2 separate regions of the Homo sapiens genome follow, and region 2 is linked to region 1. Evidence: chromatin contacts called from ENCODE Hi-C or POLR2A ChIA-PET data. All regions are on one chromosome and are shown on one strand. The core of a region is the stretch at or near the end of the contact, and the rest is flanking DNA. Distances in the headings are between cores, read along the strand shown.

Evidence for each region. Hi-C counts contacts between places; a loop is a spot of excess contacts on that map. ChIA-PET counts read pairs that join two places held with the same protein, here RNA polymerase II (POLR2A).
Region 2: a map of PC-3 shows a loop between it and region 1 (10-fold over the local background). The contact joins the promoter of LINC01085 here to the enhancer-like site in region 1. A Hi-C loop is called at or near these places in 2 of 168 maps with a recorded cell type or tissue (PC-3 and prostate gland). POLR2A ChIA-PET finds 5 or more read pairs at or near these places in 3 of 52 experiments (BJ, OCI-LY7 and PC-3).

Annotation. Positions count from the first base shown.
Region 1 is chr4:13,904,822-13,909,884 of GRCh38, forward strand. The region is part of intron 3 of LINC01182 (long intergenic non-protein coding RNA 1182); the gene reads left to right. All of the region lies in intron 3 of LOC107986182 (a long non-coding RNA gene), which reads left to right. Among named protein-coding and RNA genes, the nearest start is that of LINC01085, 200 kb to the right of the region's middle. RefSeq lists enhancers at 251-1,450, 2,145-3,344. Within about 2 kb of position 2,615, at least 7 of the 41 ENCODE cell types and tissues checked have a DNase peak (open chromatin) inside an H3K27ac peak, as active enhancers do; they include PC-3, where a contact is called at or near this core.
Region 2 is chr4:14,110,129-14,115,405 of GRCh38, forward strand. It overlaps LINC01085 (long intergenic non-protein coding RNA 1085), which reads left to right and starts at 1,840. Exons shown (of 3, transcript NR_033931.1): 1 at 1,840-2,049.

The DNA.
Region 1 (5,063 bases), core at 1,365-3,864:
CTGCAAAGAGTTTTGTGCATTGTCGTTTGAACCGTAATAAGAGAGAAGTTTGGATTGGGAGGAAAGCTTGATAACATGAAGCAAGGTTTGGAATATCAAGCTCTGCCAATGAAATTCATTCTTAAACACCTGGATTTATTCCTGTCAACAACAGTAATAGGTAAGACTGAGTTAATAAAGATAATCAAATAATCCATCAGTGATTTTTATTGTGTTTCTCCATGATAAAACCAGTGCGTACTCATTATAAACATTTTGGGAGTGTCAAAAAAAATAGAAAGAAAAAAATTGACCTTTGAGTTATTTCTCAGTGCAGCTACTATGCACCATTTTGTCTTTTTCCTTTAAGTTTTTTTTTCTTCCCTTCTAAATGCTTGGGTTGTTTGGTTTACATAATTATCAGTATAGTGTAAATAAAACTTAGTACCACTTTTCACTTACTTTGTAACATGTAACTTTTTTTTTTTACATGCTATAAGGTCTCTAAAATTTACATTTCATGATTATAATCCACTCATTGAATATACCACACTTAATATAAACAAGGCTTTAGAGTTGGATATTTAGTTGTTTTGTACTTTTCACACCTGATCAATAACATTTTGATGAAAATGTGCTTCAAGTTTTTCTAAAAATTCAAATAATTTATATAAGATGATTTTCCAGGAGTGCTGCTACTAAATGAAAGATCACATGTACTTTTCAGCTCTTCTGTCATAAAACCAATTTAAGTGTTTTGTTTTGTTTTGTTTTTGTTTTAGAGTACCAACAATTTGTCTGGTTATCTGCTAGGCTGACTCAAGAATCTTCATTCTAGTGAGATCGCTAAAAACAATATGAAATATCATAAAGTGCTGGTGATGAGGAATATTAGGAACCTGCGTCACGTATCATGATGAATCAGACTTTCTGCATCACGTATCGTGATGATTCATGACTTTCAGAGCTGGAAGGACCCTCAGAAAAGCATCCAGTCTTGGCCCAAAGCTGCAGATGGGCAAAGCATTTTACAGCAGGCAGCAAAGGCCAGGACAAAGCATGTATTGAGTAAATGGCAGAGCAGTTTTCAGATCTCTAAAATCATCACCTCTTGGTCATTTCTAGCATAAAAGTTCTATGGTACCAAGACTAGTCCTCTGGCTCTATCTGCTTAGACCTGGAATTCTTAGCATTTGATACAGCCCCATTTACAGGAGTATGGCACACTCCCTCAAATAAGTCAATCAATTCAGAGACAGTGTTCCGTCAGAATTTCCAATGGGAAGAGTTTGGTTTGCACCATGTTTGATAGGTTTGTTTTCCCACATATCCCACTCCCAATGTACCAAAAAATGTATCTACCTAGTCAACAAATACTTCTCCCTCTTCATGCTTTCCAAGCCTTTCTTGGGGAGATCACAGCCTCCCTCTATTCACTTCTTAGTAATCCAATCATAGTATCCCAATTATGACCAATAAGATATGAGGGGGAAACCTGCTGGGAAGCTGTTGGGAATACTTTTGTTCATAAAAAATTGTTACATGGAAAAGATATCTTCTTTTGCTGAATATTTTTGTGTCTGCACGTGGTGTCCAGAACTGCAGCAGCAACCTTGTGATCCAGAAGACAGTTAGGAAAATCTGTTGGGATTTCGTAGTAGAATAATGGGGGAAAAAACTGAGTTTCAAATGATGTCTTTGAGTTGATAAATTATATCTGAAGCCTCCCTACACCTCTTGTTATGTGGCAGAATTATTCCTCATTGTTTAAATGAGTTGATATTAAGCTTTCAATTATTTAAATCTCAAAGCATCTTTACTGCTATAGTATATGTGAATGATATCCTCAATCATGGGGCCAGCTCATCTAGATTGCCAGGGTACTGCATTAACAGCTTCTACTTTGGACAGGTGTGTGTTAAAAAATGCTCAGCTTTGCTCTCATCGCCTCAAGGAAATCTTTCTCATCCTCTGCCTAACCTTCAACTCCATTTGGTTTGGATGTTTCTCCTCTGAGCTTTCATAATAACCTCTTTGGTTTTATTGTATTAATGTTGTTTCTGTCTTCCCACTAAGCTTTGAGTTCTTTAAGGACAGCAACTGTTTTAGTCATCTCAGTAGCTCCACTCTTAGAATTCAAAATGGAAAACAAAATAAGTAAGTTATTCACCAGATTGCTGTGACTCTTTTCATTAAGGTATTAAGTGGTGTGTATGTGTGTGTGTGTGTGTGTGTGCGCGTATGGACATCCACATATGTGTTCATATCATTTTTATTAGAATTTGGTACCTTTACTCACTCATATGCCTGCTGTATTTTCTTTTCCTATCTCATTCACATAAGGCAGCATCTCTCATAAATGTAAACCAAACCTAGTTGACATGAAACTCCTATGCCCCCAAGGAAGACTTAAAACTGCTTGGAGTATCTTTTCTTGCTGGAAGGACAATTTGAAGAGTGTGTGGGTCATTGAAAGCAGGAGAGGGATGCCTGTTCATTCTGCTGAAAGACTTCTCATTATGCTACTGGCCACAAGGTGTCCATCTCTCAGTAGGAAGAATGCATAGCTTCTGGAGAGTGTGTCTTCCACCACCCCCAGCTCAAGGGACTTTGAGAAGTTGTTTAAGGATTGTGTAGGTGGCTTGAGACTCTATCCAAAGGAATAGGAATGTGTGATCTATAATAGTTACTCAATGACTAAGCTACAAGCATCACAAGGCCTGCAGATGACTAATAATTATTCTCATTCTACAGGGTATGGTTTGCAAAACAAAGTAAGCAAGGCCTCTGCTCTTTTGTCCTGTGAGTCATTCCTGTAAAATGAGTACCCTGGGCTCCAGTGGTAAGGTGCAGAGAGTACCAGGAATACTAGCTGGTATTTTCCACTTTTCTCCCTGCCTGCTCTATCCACCTATCTCCCCTACAGTCGCAGTCCTTTTGGGGCCACACTTCCCCTTGAAAGCCTTGAGGGGAGGCTGTGCTGTGCTGGGGTTAAGAATCCGACTTTGACTTCTAACATAGAGGCTCACATCTGGACTCCCTCATTCCCAGATGTGTGGCTTGGGCAAAAGACTTAGCTTCTCTGAGCTCCAGTGGTTCTCATTCTTAGGTGGAGATAATGAAGTAAGTTATAGAATTGTTATGGAAACTAATGGATATAAAGTGCTTAGTATACTGCCTTGGTGCAGACTAAGAGCCCAAGAAATGGTAATTATTATTAAGATTAGCTAAAAGTTTTCCTCAGGCTGTCTGCAAAGAGTGAAATAGCTGTACAATTTAGGGACTTTTTTAAAAAAAAAAACTTCTCTAATCTTTTGTTTACTCATCTTAAAAACCAATTATAATAATCTTTACCTTGCAGTTTTGTAGGCGAAGTACAGCAGGACATGGCAAAGTGTATGGCATAATGTAGTTCCTTTACACATACATATTTTTTCTTTTTTCTTTTCATGGTGGATGGAAGATTCCTTTGGTGTGTTCAAATTCCTAAAGTAGCTCTTTCAGGCCTTTATGGTAGAAGGTGTTAGTTCTTCAGCACTAACCCCAGAAGACTGGTTTCCTAACACTGGCATATACACTGATGCTGGGTATTTATCTGCCTTGGAAGATAAAAGGGGTTTGGGGTTTCTGAAAATGGCAGAGGCCTGGGCACTGTTGACATGTATTACCCTGGATAGGGTGTGGCCAGGTGCAAACCCACAGAGGCCAGACCCTGGGCAGTACAATTTAGAAGTAACATAGACAAGGTGATGTCTACAGGGCTCATTCCCAAATGTTCTGGGCCAGGAACTATGATGGTGTGCTTATTTAAGTGTAGAGAGGAGGAGGAGCCCCTCACTAATGACATCCACTGGGCTTCCTGCCATTCTTCCCACTGTGGGCTCACAGATGAACTTTACTCGATTTCGACTAATAAATGATGTGGCATTTTTTGGATGCTAATGTGGAATAAGTTCAAATTGAGTATATCTATAAGCAACAAGTAAGGTAGGGCCTACTCAGAAAGGCTTAATAAATGATAGCTAATATTATTCTTATTCTCTCTCAAAGAGAGATAGGGTTTCAGGCACAAAACTTGAGTGTGGATTTTGGAGTCAGAAGCAAGAATATCATTGTTGGCTCCATCAGTTACTGTCTTTGTTCTCTTAGGCAAGTCGTTAAACCCTCCCTTTGCTCATCTATATGGTTCAGATGTTAAGAGTCTCTTTCACAGAGTGTGGTTGGTCATAAGAGTTAAATGATGGAATCAAGTCTAGCTTGTATAATTGATTGATAGTTGTTATTATTAACACTACCATGATTGTATAGTAGCTGTTGAGGGAAGCTTTGTGCTTTTCACATTACAGTTCCTGAAGATCAGTGTAGAAAGGTAAGAGTTCAAGACCATCAATTCCAACTCTATTGTGCTTATTAACATTCACTCTAGAGGATTCTGGGATGCTTTACAGTGAATATGTAGGCTTAGAAAAACATCTTTTGATAATAGCCATGCATTTTCATGTTGATGGTCCTGACATTAAAAGCTCTGCATGGTTGGAAATGACCAAGGACAAAGGTAGGGTGATAGGATATTTTGAAAAACTTTCAAGGCAATAGTTTTTTCTTTGGGAGTAGTGTTAGAGTGGAAAAAAAAGAGTAAAAATTTTGGGAACATGGAAATATTGCAATTTCATCTATAATGCCCTTTGGAGATATAAATTAACTTTATTCTTTTAGCAAAATAAATCATTTGTCATAAACTTTTTTTTTTCCCTTTAAAGATCTAAAGACCTGGTGTGGGATGAAGAGAGAAACCTCTAAACATTTGGAGGATGTTTTTCTTTACTGCTTTTCGGAAGTTATTGAGAGTAAAAACAAATCTTCTTTAAAATCACCTGCCACATTTTGTTTTGGGAGACTCTTCGTCCTGGATTTAGTGCAGACTAATATTACACCTCTTTTTTTGTTTTCTTTACAGTTCAATTCAATTCAGTATATTTTATTTCCATTTAATTCAGTGTAGCTTAATTAATTTATTATCATTGACTATGTGTTTGTACCTAGTCTTAACCAAATGGGGAAAGAAAAGAAACAAGTGGCAGAAC
Region 2 (5,277 bases), core at 590-3,089, 200 kb after region 1:
CCATGCCCCATTTAGACACCTGCCTCTGTGCCCTCAAAAGTCTCTGTTCTCATCTCAGCTTTAGCCTTTTTCTCACAGAATTGCAGTTGTTCACTTAACTTTTCTGGTTTTTATCTTTGTTTTTATTTCTTTGCCACTTGGCAAGTCAGTGCCTCACAATTTTCTACTCACAAACTTCAGGATTTGAAGCTACTAAAAATATCAAAATGTCAGAAATTCAGAACACTTTAGCGTAAAGAAATAAAGAAACAGCTTACACAACTCAATACATTCTAACACGCTTCTCCCATCCTGGCCTCTCTCCTACCCTTTCCTTCTGTCTTAAATTTGTAATGACATTTTAATTAAAAAGTTGATAAAAATTAAACATAGAAAATAAACCCAGGAACATTTAACATTTGTACATGGAGGCTGCATTTTTACTCAGATGGAACCTCCCAGCTTGAATGATTCATTTGTGGGAGTCATACACAAGAGTTGCTTGCAAGAGGATCTTATGAGTAAATGATAAGTGAAGTCATCCTTTTCAGAGAATAAGAAGAGTTATAACTGGGGTGGAGAAGCACTTGCCCTCATCTCAAGAAGGGCCCTATGCATGGCCACAGAAGTCTGAGGCCATAGCCCGTGATTTTGGCACTGATCATGCCCTCCCTGGGGGTAGCAGGAGCCATTAGTTCAATCCTAGCATTAACTTGACCATATTTGGATAAAACATCAGTATTGATCTTAAGTACTATTAGCGAGACCTGCCTATATTACCAGTAGCCAAGGCAGCAGAAGCAGAAACAGCTGGAAAAACTACAAATTGGGGCCATCAGGGGCAGATGTATCTTGGCACTCAGGGCTACAGAACATGTGGAAAGAGGCAGCAACAGCACCTCCTGTGATTTTTATGCAAAGATTGAGGAGGGACTCAGAGCTAGCATGTCAGTTTGTTACCCTTGTGATTTTCGTCCATGCTCTTGATTATTTTTTTTTTTTGAGGTTATATGTCCAGGAGACTCAAGAGTTATGGAAGAAAATAATGGAGCAAGAAAAGATGGAGCAGAAGAAAGGGAGAATGGCCCATTATTGGGAAAATTCTGTCTATAGAAAGAACACTGTGATTGGTTAAAACAAAAGCAGCAACAATAAAATTACCAAACGCCTCTGTGTTCTGGACAGTGTGCTGGACAGAAGGGACATAGAGACAGTGGGACAAAGTCATATAACTCTATTCATATCTTTATCTTAGCTCTTATATTATAATCATCTACTTACCTGTCTTTCTAAAAAGACTGAGCTCTTCTAAGGCAAGGATACTGTCTTTTGTATCTTTGTGTCTCCAATGTATACTGTATCCTTGCTGACTATGGAACTTGCTGTGCAAACTGAGACACTTGTGAGAATGAAATGGGTGCTATAAATGATTACTCCTGGGTGATAGGCACAAACCAGGACTTTCCCAGGCAAAAGGAAGAAGCGCTGTACAGAATATGTATTTTCAAAGATAAATGCACCTCGGGTCAATTCTTTGAACTCAAGGCAAATCTTGGAACAGCCTCTGAGCTAAGCAGCAATTGACAACGGAGAGCATTTTGACTCTTTAGTTTTGTGTCAGTTGGGGCATCTTACCATTGTGCATTATTGGGTTGTGACTGTGCAGAAACCCAATAAAAAAACAGGCATGTATGAGACTAGATGTTCTACAGTCATCCAAAGAATGACAAAACCGTTTCAAGAGGAACATGATAAGATCTGCTGGCAAGGATCTTTATTGGCATCCTGGGAACTTCTGGGGTGAATGTGTGTGCTGAGCTCAAATCAGAATATCTGCAGGAAAAAAAAAAAAAAAAAAGAAGAAGAAAAAGAAGAAGAAGCCAGACCAGGAAAGTGAAAGGAAATGGATATCGCTGCTGGAGGCAACGACTAATTTAAGCAGAGTAGGAGAAAAACTCTTTTTTTTTTTCCTTTGTGCCAGTTCCTTTTACACGACTTCAGAACATTCTATGACAACCCAGCGTGCAACTTGGCACTGTCAGAAGAGTCCTGGGAAAGAAAGGAAATGCGGTAAGAAATGGAAACAGAGTATTGTTGTTGAGAGCCTGGAGACCATTTGCAGAGTATTTTGCTCAGGGGGGAGTAAGAAAATAGGAAAAACCTTAAAAAAAAAAAAAGAGTAAACAGTAAATTTCTCCCTCATCTCCATCTCTTTTCACTGGAGGCAACAAGGAAAGGAATGAATTTTCATGTTTGTCTGGGATTCTTCCTATGTAGAAAACAAAAAAAGAACTCAGTCAGATAAAACAAAAACTTTTTCCAAGACTCATCGTGGAGGGGTGGCCTTAGTGTGAAATGATGATGCCCACTGATGGCAGAAAACCTCTTTTCTTTCTACCTCAGGTTTGGCCCAGTGCCCTTTGTCTAAGTCTCTTTTTTCTGTCAACAGAAATTGAGTCTGTAGCAACTATATGTAATGGTCTTCCCATGCCTTCAGTATTTCTTTTTTCATTTTCTTTCTTTCTTTTTTTTTTTTTAACTTGAAGTTCCGGGATACATATGCAGAACGTGGAGCTTTGTTACATAGGTATACGTGTGCCATGGTGGTTTGCTGCACCTACTGATCCATCCTCTAGGTTCCCTCCCCTCAACCCCCACCCCCAACAGGCCCCAGTGTGTGTTGTTTCTCTCCCTGTGTCCATGTGTTCTCATTGTTCAACTCCCATTGATGAGTGAGAACATGTGGCATTTGGTTTTCTGTTCCTGTGTTAGTTTGCTGAGGATGATGGCTTCCAGTTTCATCCATGTCCCTGCAAAGGACATGATCTCATTCCTTTTTATGGCTGCATAGTATTCTATGGTATATATGTGCCACATTTTCCTTATCCAGTCTATCATTAATGGGCATTTGGGTTGGTTCCCTGTCTTTGCTATTGTAAATAGCACTGCAATAAACATATGTGTGTATGTCTTTATAGTACAATGATTTATATTCAACATTTCAAACAGCACATTTGAAGTAGACATGGGAGAGTTTCCAAGAGACCACTCATTCATTGTAAAATAAATAAATAAATAAATAAAGGTGGTGGGGGGGCGGTTTGAGTGTCTTTTCTTTTCTGTAAAGGAATAGTAGCTCACTCTGATGCAGTGCTGGACACCCAACAGTATGCTCAGAGGGTTACAGTTTCTGCTCCCACAATGGTACTGTGGCTTGCACTGGCAGAGATTGAGGGTGATCATATCTTGTTCTCATGCCTTTTTTTCTTGGTTGCCTTCTCTTCTCTCTGCTTGGTTAAACATGTGAGCTTGTAGCCCTTCAAAGACTAGTACACATCAGTCTCTTCCCTTCCTCCCATGCTTCTTGCTGGGACTATGGTATGTATATCCTTGGCTTGCTAGGCAACTCTACTGTGTGTGTGTGTGTCTGTGTGTGTCTGTGTGTGTGTTATGTGGATGTTTTGTGCATACAAGCACGTGGTGCATATATGCACATGTGTGTCACATATATGCTACGAGTGTTGTCTAGTGTGTGGATGTATATGTGTATGCGGTATTTTACCTGTACTGGATGTGTTGTGTATGTAATGTGTGTCTGATGTACATATGATGCATTGTATACATGGTTAATGCATGTTGTGTGTATGCATGTAATATGCATGTGTTGTATATGTTTGTGTGTTGTGTGTGTTGCGTGTTCAATGTGTGTGATACATATGTTGTATATGTGTTTTGTGTGTATTGTGTGTATGTGCATCATCGGAAATGTTGAATTACTTTCTTATGTTCATCACTTTTGTTGGGCGTGCTCTAGCTTACCAATGTCTCTTTTCAGCTTTGGGCTGCTGGAACCACATTTCTTCAGATATCTCTGAGTAGTGCACAGACGGCAGGATTCCAGACTCACTATTCCTCTGCAAACAACCACTGGGTTTCTACAAGTTTATCAGCCATTTTGCATGCACAAATCTCTCCCTGGAGCCTTCATCCTCTCCCGGTTATCACTCACCAGTCTGTACTTTCTCATGGGGTTGTCAACTAATTCTCCTCTGCAGGCTCCTCACTTCCCTGTCATTCCTTAAACTGCAGTGATGCAGCCTTCCTCTGCCATCATGGCTCCACTGAAGATGGCCTCACTGTGATTAATGAAGAACTAACTGCCAAATTCACCGGACGCTTTTTAATCCTTATATTATAAAAATCAAACAATTGTAAGCATTGTCAAACTCTTCCTCCTACTTGAAATTCCTCTTGCTGAATTCTGCAGTGGCATACGGCAGTTTCTCAAATAATATTGTTTAATTCAACAATGTTTCATTATAATGTTTATGAAAAAAAATTTGATGCCCAGCTGGGGCCACTGTCTGTGTGGAGTTTGCAAGTCCTCCCCATGTCTGTGTCTGCCTGTGTTTTCTCTGAGTACTCCAGTTTCCTCCCACACATCAAAGCTGTGCACATTAGGTTTGTTGGTGTGTCTCAGTGGTCCTAGTCTGAATGAGTGTGGATGTGGGCATGAGTGTGTGCTGTGATGGGACAGCATCCTGGCCAGGGTCGGGTCCCACTTGGCTCCTGAGCTGCTAGGACAGGCTCCAGCCACCCAAGATCCTGCACTAGAATAAATAAGTAAATAATTATCTAACTTGTTTTTATTATTTTTTCTTAAACACATGCATATCTCACATTTATTTCAATGTTTAATATTAGAAGTGTTTGGAGTTTCCATTTAGAAGTATAATGATGTTTTTCTGACCAGAATATGGAGTACAAACTTAAGTCTTGTTAATATCAATTAGCCTATGGTAAAACTGGTTTTGTCACACTCACACATTGTTTTGTTTAGAGTTGCCATTTCCAAAAGCCTATTGACAATGTTAAGTGAGACCTTTCTTCACTGTCATACTCCCCCTGCTTCTCTAGCAGCTCCTCAATTTTCTCCATCTCATTCTCTTCTTTAGTCCATTTTTAAAATGTTAGTTCCAAGTATTCCATTGTGGTCTCCATATTTCAGTCTATACATTTTCCCTGACTGACCACATTTACACACTCAGTCTCATTTTCCTCCTCATGAATGACCCACAAGTGTCCAGGCTCAGCTAAGACCCCTTCCAGGTGCAGATCTGAGTTCTGCCTACCTGCGGGACAGCTCCCTCTGGGTATATCAGCAAGTAACCCCCCAGGATCTGCTCAGAGCCTGTGAGTCCTCCTTTGTCTGTCATTAGCATCACTAAGCCTGTGGTTACTCAGGCCAGAAACCCAAGACAGCTGCTTACCTTCTGGGCAGTGAGAATCCTATTTTCC